Linked DNA regions of Homo sapiens: region 1 is linked to region 2. A link is an interaction called in ENCODE POLR2A ChIA-PET data of the cell type or tissue named here. Cell type or tissue: MCF 10A. All regions are shown on one strand. Links, peaks and the distances in the headings refer to the core of each region. The heading gives the core; the rest is flanking DNA.

Evidence for each region. Peaks named below come from ENCODE experiments on the same cell type or tissue, not always from the same donor. Only the 100,000 strongest peaks of a DNase experiment are listed, where the experiment ranks them.
Region 1: POLR2A ChIA-PET joins it to region 2 with 5 read pairs; 1 of 35 experiments calls an interaction of 5 or more read pairs at or near these places.

The regions. Positions count from the first base shown.
Region 1 is chr4:74,633,119-74,637,524 of GRCh38, forward strand. No RefSeq gene overlaps it. Among named protein-coding and RNA genes, the nearest start is that of BTC, 160 kb to the right of the region's middle. In MCF 10A, for the core only: no CTCF peak of the experiment used is centred there; a DNase peak (open chromatin) is centred at 2,573.
Region 2 is chr4:74,114,742-74,119,147 of GRCh38, forward strand. LOC105377277 (a long non-coding RNA gene) reads right to left here. Exons shown (of 2, transcript XR_938878.2): 2 at 518-964. It also overlaps a transcript of MTHFD2L not described here. Among named protein-coding and RNA genes, the nearest start is that of CXCL2, 18 kb to the left of the region's middle. In MCF 10A, for the core only: no CTCF peak of the experiment used is centred there; a DNase peak (open chromatin) is centred at 2,470.

The DNA of each region.
Region 1 (4,406 bases), core at 117-4,116, 520 kb after region 2:
AGAAAAAATGTTGCTTTTCTTATCAAACTAAAGAGCAAGGCAGTAACTGGAGAACACAGATTCGTTGTGTGACTTAAATAGAAGCAAAACAGGCATTTACGAATGAATGCAAAATTCTTAGAGCGGGATGGAGGAGACGCTTTTTGTCCTGCTACGTCTTTGCCCATTGAAAAGGATGGTCTCTCTCACCAGTATTATGGGCATGTTTCTCCAGTTTATAATTCTATACTCTATTAAAATACCTCGGGGAAAAGATAATCTTTTAGGGTATTTTACTTCATTTACACCTTAACATCAATGTCTACATTAATCAATTTCTCTCTCCCCTTCACCTCCCGCTTCTTCTTCTCTCTTCCCTTCCTCTCTTTCTGTCTCTTTATCTTGAGAGCTAGATCAAAATGCCATTTGATGAAGAAATGTCTAAAATCTTTGTCTAAAATCTTCAAAATCCATTTCATTCACTCAGCATGAATATGTTACAAACTCATTTCTATCAGGTACTGTACTAGACACTGAAAGTACAGATTCAAACAAGACAGACACTCCTGAAAATTCCAGTGAGTTGTCTGAGGAGAGAACCAGACATGTAATGAAATAGTTTTTATCCTTAGCACTAAAAATTCCTCAAGTTAAATTTTTGTACCCCCTTAAATATGGGTTGGGTTTTCCTTCAAGTTTCTTAGCCTTGTGTATGAAGCAACATTGCTGGAACTTCACCCATAGTCTGCCATGGTGGCATCATCTAGGTATGGACTCTGACTTCATGACCCCATTTCAAAATCATGAAACAATACAGAATCCTTTATTCTCCTCCCTTTTCTCCATTTGTCAGAGGAAACCTCAGAACCATGTAATCTTATTTAGCAAGTAAGCAGGCACTGATGCTATTGATGGGGCTACATAGGTAAGACAGGAGGTGGGTGACCCAGAGTGAGGTATTCTAAACAGGAGCACCATAGCTCTCAGTAAGATATTTCCAGTCCCATGTCTTGTCCATCTGTGGACTTCTCCATACTTCTCTATTATGTGGATGACTATTATAATGAAGATTCTGAATTCTCTCATGAAGGACTTAAAGAGTCTCATGGGATGCCAAGTGAGTGTCTACAGTTGGTCCAGTTGGGTAGCTGTAAGTATTATTTATCTGACCATCCTACGTGTGAAAATTTCTTACTATAATAAACACAGGCATTTTTGCTTAAAAAAGGAGTTGACTCCCCAAATGTCTCAAATTGCCTTGCAGTCATGCTGGGCTCAGAGAATACCTACCTAGTTGATTTTACAAAGATAATTTCTGTAATATTAAAGACAGAGTCACCACTTTGCTCCCAGTTTGATAGTACTTAGGTCAGTAGGGTTGACAAAAACAACACTTTGATACATGTGGTTTAGGTAAAAATCCCATGTTTGTATGGCAAATTGTTGTTTATGGAGCCTTCACACAAACCTGTATTTTGGCAATATCTCTAGTTTACTGATATAAAGAATGAAGCTCAGGGAAATTATATAATATGTACACTTACTTCATGGTTAAAGTGACCATGGGCTAAGAATACCTGAGCAGTAAAACTCTCAGGTGAAAAAAATTGCAGAAATTCTTTATATCAGGGCAAATATGGTTTATGTTTAAGAAAACCTAAGATATAAAAATCTAAACTCAAGATAAATACATTGGCTGAATGCTCACTTTATAAAAAAGAATACTTGTTTTGCATAAAGTATCATATGCAATTTCTTTAAATAACAAGTACCTGTATGTTAAGTATGGTTTTATGGTTTTACTATTCCAAATTTTTGTTGTTGTTGTTTTGAGATGGAGTTTTGCTCTTGTTGCCAAAACTGGAGTGCAGTGGCGTGATCTCGGCTCGGCTCACTGCAACCTCTGCCTCCCGGGTTCAAGTGATTCTCCTGTCTCAGCCTCCCACGTAGCTGGGATTACAGGTGTGCACTACCACTCCCGGCTAATTTTTTTGTATCTTTAGTGGAAACTGGGTTTCACCATGTTAGCCAGGCTGGTCTCGAACTCCTGACCTCAGATAATCCACCTGCCTCAGCCTTTCAAAGTGCTGGGATTACAGGCATGAGTCACTGCACCTTGCCACTACTCCACATTTTATTTAGCCACAATGGCATTGAAAAAATCCTACTGGGTAAAGTGAGTCACAATCATTCTCAAAAGAGGTAGGACATGTATGAGATTCACCACCTGGAAGGTCACTTAGTGAAATAGAGTTTCTAAGGTTATAATATGCAGTTTCCAACATGTATAACATAACACCCTAAAACTAAAAGCTACACTGAGATAATTGATAAGTAAAACTGGCTACCAGTGCAGGACTTATAAAATGCTCCACAGGGAAGGAAATGTCAAAGAAGGCAAAATGTTACTAATCCATAAGTTGATGTTTTAAACAAGTTTATCTTAAAGGGATAAGATAAATTAAAGTAGCATAATTATCCAGGTGAGTGACTGTTCTTAATTTGGTAAGGGAGGAGTTGAAGTGGGGGTGAACTCCCAACTCTAAGTATAAAGCCTATGACTCACAAATCTCCAATATACTCACCTGTCGTCTCTAGGTCCATGGTAGAAGCCTGAGGAGAGGGTGAGGTCACAGGGTGGATTTTGTAAGCTTATCCTCCTATATCTCCAAGAAGGCCTCAGCTAATGTTAGTTCACTAACTCTTACGAGCCTTGGCAAATCACTAAGACTAAATATATAGTTTGGTCCTGAAGACCTATGAACTCATCAAAAACCACTGTCTGGATGATAATCCCTGTCCTCCTTTGATGCACAGCTTTCATCTGTGTATGCTGTTCCATTCTCCATAGCACAATCCAGGGGGAACTGTAACATGGGCCAGCTCCCCTCCCAGCTTGAATGCTACCAGCTTCATGAGAGTTTTCTCTGCTGATTTTACCATCTCATGCAACTATACTCTCCTTTATGTAGACAGGTGCCATGAAAAGCTAGAGGTGCTAAACTGTGTAAATCCAACCTCCTTTCTGAGGCTACAAGAAACCCAAGCAGATCTCTAAAAAAGCACCTATAATTACAGATAGTAGTAACAAAGTCAGAACTTCAGACCTACCATATAAAAGCCATAGAATACTAAAGCTAGAAAAAAATCAAGATTTTAATGAATTCTTTATGTAGTTTTCAGATTTTTAAATATTAAATATTTCCTAATAACTTGGGAACTAAGGATACAATCTATAAGATATATGATGCTTCATTTTCTATGTAAGTGCATGTTATTGGTTAAGCTAGAGATGGAAAATATGTTTTAATTCACATATCAATTCTGACCAATTGGAAGTGACTTCTCAGAATGTCATGTTGAAATATCTGAGATTGCATCTATATTCAAGGAGAAGTAGCTTCTAAAGCCCTCCATGAACAAAGGAGAAAAAATGATGGCATCTTGACTGTATTTTCAATCTTAGAGCAAGGCAATTAGCTATTGTTTCTGCAATGATTTGAAACACTAAACAGCTGTTCTCTAGATTGTGACTTAAATGAAGAGTAAGAAAAACAAGCAATCTAAACATTTTACTCTTCTTATCATTTAGAAATATCTTGAAACAAACCATATTTTAGGTACTGGTAATAAACATCATCACACCCCTCAGAACAAGCCCTGGTATTCTCCTTCTATGAAATGTGGGAGAAGTACAAAAGAAAAAAACACTTAGACTATATTAAACTATCCCTTTCAAACAGCATAATCATAAATTAATAGTTATACTCTAGGCTAGCCATATGAAAGGCCAGGGAAAAAAAGGAGAAAAAAATTAACATCTATTTCCCCTCCCCACCCCTACTACCACACCAAGGAATCTGTAAGTTTCTTTTTGATTATGATTTTCTTGAATATAAAACCTCCATAGTAAAATTTCTAACATTTATTGATTGCTTACTATGTGACAGGCAGTATTCTAAGTTTTTTAAAGTGTATTTAGCTAATTTAATCCCCAAATAAGCTGGTAAGAGTACTATTATATTATTTTACAGAAGAGAAAACTGGAGTACGGAGAATTAAGGTAACTTCTCCATGGCCACAAAGTTTATATGTGGCAAAGCTGAGATTTGGAGGTGGGAAGTCTGGCTTCCAGTCCTACTGTACTATACCACTTATCTGCATGATAGCACTTCTGAGATGAGGCAACCCAATGGCAGTCTCTCATTGGAGGGAAAAACATATTTACACTTTCTGAAGGATCCAGCTTTTTCGCTTTAAATAGTAAAGAGTAATTCAACATCATCTTTATTCTTTCTGCTTTCTCTTGTTTTCCACTTATTATTGCCAAATACATTTTTGAATGCCTATGTACAGGGCATGGGGCAGGGATCACAGGACCTACGAGAAGAAAGAGAGGTATAAATACACATATTATATTCATTGAT
Region 2 (4,406 bases), core at 251-4,250:
TACAAATTAATGTCTAGGTTTGTGGGTCTTGAGGCTTCAGTGGAGGTCATGGGCAAAGCTGCAAAGAGCATGGGAATTAAAATACATGCTCCAGGATAGGCAGTGTGCTGGCTTTTTCTATGGATTAATTCATTTGATTCTCACACCAACCTCAAAAAGAAGGATTATTAGCCCTTGATAGATGAGGTAACTGGGACTCAGAGAAGTTGTGGAGCCAGGATTCTAGATCAAAGCATTAAGTCTTTGCTTCTGTGCTCTTTCACCTTGGCCAGGCAGCTGCCCTTGCCCAGTAAATGGTACATCACAGTAAGTGTTTTATTAAAATGCCATTTCCCTGAAACAAAGAAATGATGGTATTAGGGGGAGGGCAAGGGAGACATTTTGAGAATATTTAAGTATATATGATGACTATTTCTTCTTCAAATATCTATCTGGTATAAAACTACTATTCTGTTACTCTAATTATTTTTTGACCATAGGAGAGACTGCGACAGAAATTCCATTAGTGGATTTGAGATTGAGTTTAGAATATTTATTTAAGTAGAGCTAAGTGTGGCAATATCTGTCATATCTATTAGTTTGGAGAAATGAAGAAGCTTTTTTAGTTATAGATCCAGACACCAATGCTAATACCAAATACTACAGCCAGTGTTCTTCTGTCGCCATAGTTGTTACAAGTATGACAGCCTCCCAAGTCATTTATTGATTCAACTCCCTTTTTGTTTTAATGTTGACACACTAGTTTGTATGAACAATGAGCACACTAGCTCAGAAGAGGACAACAAGAATTAGCGCGGATGGTTCTTCCCCTTGAGGGGGTGCTCTGTCAGTATGAACATGCCTTCATGGGCAGAAATTAGGAGCCCACTAGCTGTTAATGAAGAGTGCTTTGCTTTCCTTTCAGACAGCAGTTTCCAAAGTTCCTCTTCTCCTTTAATGGCATTGCCCTTTAGTGTGTGTTAACCTGTGGTTTGAAAGAAATACTCGTGTATATTAGCAATGTAAATATAAGTGATTAAATTAAATTACATTTATCAATAAAAATAGCTATTATCGATAGCTGAATGCATAAAGTATGCAGCATCACATACGGATGAACTCACCGTTTGTCGTGCTACTACAGGTACATGCTCTACAAACACAGAAATTCTGATATTCTATGAAACATTATTAAATTCCAATTGAACATGATCATTCCAATCAAATAAGGGGAAAAAATATAAAGTATTTGTAATCAAAGACCCTGTATTGTTGAGTATATTCCTGAAGGGGAGGGGTTTGTTTTGTCTAGGATTGATATAAAGTGAATTATCTGCTTATGATTTTTCACTCTGATTATTGGAATAATATTCTCCACACTAGCTCCTGGATCTGTGCATTTCAACCTTGTCTCTTCCATACCTGCATCATTTTGGTATTGTGTATATTAGGACACATTCTGATTTCTGCATCAGAACGCTGAGTGAGTGTGCACAGTAAGCAAAGGAGTATACCTGGGAGCCAGTCTCACACCAGGATGGCTAGTAAAAACAGAACCATTCATAACATAACTGTCAACCAATAAAATACATATCACTAAAGCTAAACTAAATTCGAGTACCCTCAACTCAACTTCCCCCAGCCACATCTCAAAAACATGACTAGCTACTCCAACATCACCCAATATAAGGAGAACTGTAAAGAAATAAAGTCAGAGTGAGAGAAAAAAAAGCAGTCCTAATCAACTTGATTAAATATATGACTTCACAGCAAATTGCATAAAACTATATGACCACATGAGCACATTCCTAGGCCCTCCCAAGGCCCTGAAAAAAGCCTGAACTAGGGAGGGGCTCTAATTAGCTTAATGATACACTTACCTATGATTGTGGTTATGTCTTGATTTATCTGATTGGCATTGTTTTTTAAATTATCTAAAAGTGTTCATCCTTATTTTTAGGTTAGCAACTGTGACCCTAGTGACTAGTAACAGTAACAAATGAAAGAAGATGCTCTTGTATGGCCAAAACGATGAAACAGACCTACATGATTTTATGAAAAGTTTTCCTTGGCTTTGGTTCAAAGAGATTTTTCTTTCCTTGACACTAAAGTGGTAGTTTGCACTAGGCATATAGATACCGTTCTATCTTTCTGGTTCTCCACTTAAATGACACTCATGTCTGCTACATTAAAATTAGCTTGTTAGGTTTTATTTCACCAAGTTTATAAAGTAAACCACATATCGTTTTCTCTTTTGTAGATGCTGAAAGCAAAGTTCATGTGGGAAATGTTTGGCAATAGCTGATTTATCCTCAGGGTAACAATATTCTATAACTCCTTTGATCTTGAGGCCTCTGTGATGGAAATGCTTGGAGAAAGGGATTTTAAAGGGAGATTCTGAAGTCCTTGGGAAAGTCCACAAGTGGACGGGGCTTCATAGCCATGACAACAAATGACATTGTCTAGGAAACAGTGAGTCATGGCATGCTGAGCTTAGAATGGAGCCAACAGAAGGAACCTGGCCTCGGACACAGAATCTTTTGGCTGCTGACCCAGAATGACTGTGAAAGACTAACACTGTTTAGCAGATTTTTCTTGAGTGTTTACTATGTGTGAGGTTCCTGGGATTCAGATTCAGCTACTATTGTTAAGAGGAAATCAACCAGGAAGTCAGTTAAGAAAAGGTACAGTGGGTTTTCAGGCTGCAGGGTACAGAAATGTTCCCAGGCCTGGAGAACAAACCTTCAGATCTTAATCTGTACAGGGAGGTGGAGGGTGAAAGAATGATCTTTCAGGAAGCGTTCAAGTAGGGCTGCTGCTTGGATTGAATTTTAAAGAATGCATAGGTTATATGCAGGATCTATATATAGATCAATAGCTTCCCTGAGCACATGTTCAAAGGTTCAAACATTTGGGGTCATTTCTTTGCAAGAAGAGTCACTCAGTGGCCTGAAAGTCCATGCAGCAACTTCCCTCATGAGAGCTGCTTCCGCAGCAGGCCCAGGGTTTCTAAAGGAGAGAGCACACAGATGTAAACACTCTGTGGTTCTGAGGACTGTCACCTCTTCTTTTCACCCATCACTTTTGTCTTAAGAACTCTATGCTCAACCCTAATTCTCAGTCTCTATATCAATTCCCACCAAACAGATGCAAAGTCCTGTCCATTTGCTTCCATGAACTCTGTACTTATCGATGATATAATACTCTGCTGACTACATTTTACTTGCCACTTCATATCCTCACTAGACTGAAAGACCTATAAGGGAAGAGATATCTTATTTATATATCTTTCTTATATATCTTTCCCATATATCCTATTTACTGTTGTACTTACAACTCCTACAACCGTGCTTGGTACATAGGGTGTTGAAAAAGTATTTATGAAATTATGAATAACACTGATTCTATTAAATAACATTATTAAGTTAATGAACAAATAATTAAGCTTAGTAAAATATCAAAAGTTAAAGATATCAAAAACTAAACACTTATAGAATAAAAGTTTGCTTTTCTTGTCTAGTGAGCACATTAATACAGATTTTAACCCTCTTTTGTCCTCTCCTGATTCACACGAAAAAATACATAGGCCTCAGCTGTTCATTGGTGCCAGATAAAAATAAAGTACTTTTTAATTGTAATTACTGCAAAGGCTCTTCAACAGTGCACAGTATACCAGGAACTGAAACTTTTCTTATAAAACAAAATAAATATCAGTAGAAACAGAGCAAAGGCATTTCATTAAGTATTATGGACTGAATTGCATTCCCTGTAAATGTGTTAAAGTCTGAACTCTCAGTACACCTCAGAATATAACTGTATTTAGAAATAGGGCCTTTAAAGAGGTAGTTAAGATTAAATGAGATCATGTGGATTGGTCTTAATCTAAGATGACTGGTGTCATTATAAGAAGAGGAGAAGACACCAGAGATGCAACCACACAGAGAAAAGGTCATGTGAGCAGGGATCCCCAAACCCTGAGCCAAGAACTGACAGTGGTCCATGGCTTGTTAGGAACCATGCCACACAGCAGGAGGTGAGCCAAAGGCAAGGGAGCAAAGCTTCATCTGTATTTATAGCCGCTCCCCATTGCTCACATTACCTCCTGAGCTCTGCCTCCTGTCGGATCAGTGGTGGCATTAGATTCTCATAGGAGTGCACACCCTATTGTGAACTGCGCATGAGAGGGATCTAGATTGCATGCTCCTTATAAAGTCTAATGCCTGATGATCTGAGGTGGAGCTGAGGTGGTGATGCTAGCTCTGAGGAGTGGTTGCAAACACAGATTAACATTAGCAGAGAGGTTTGACTGCCCAGAGACCATAATAAATCAGTTGCCTGCAGACGCATATCAAAACCCTGTCAGTGAGTGGCAGGTGATAATTCAGCTGCATCTGGTGGCTGGCTTTATAGTGGCAAGTGCGTTGATG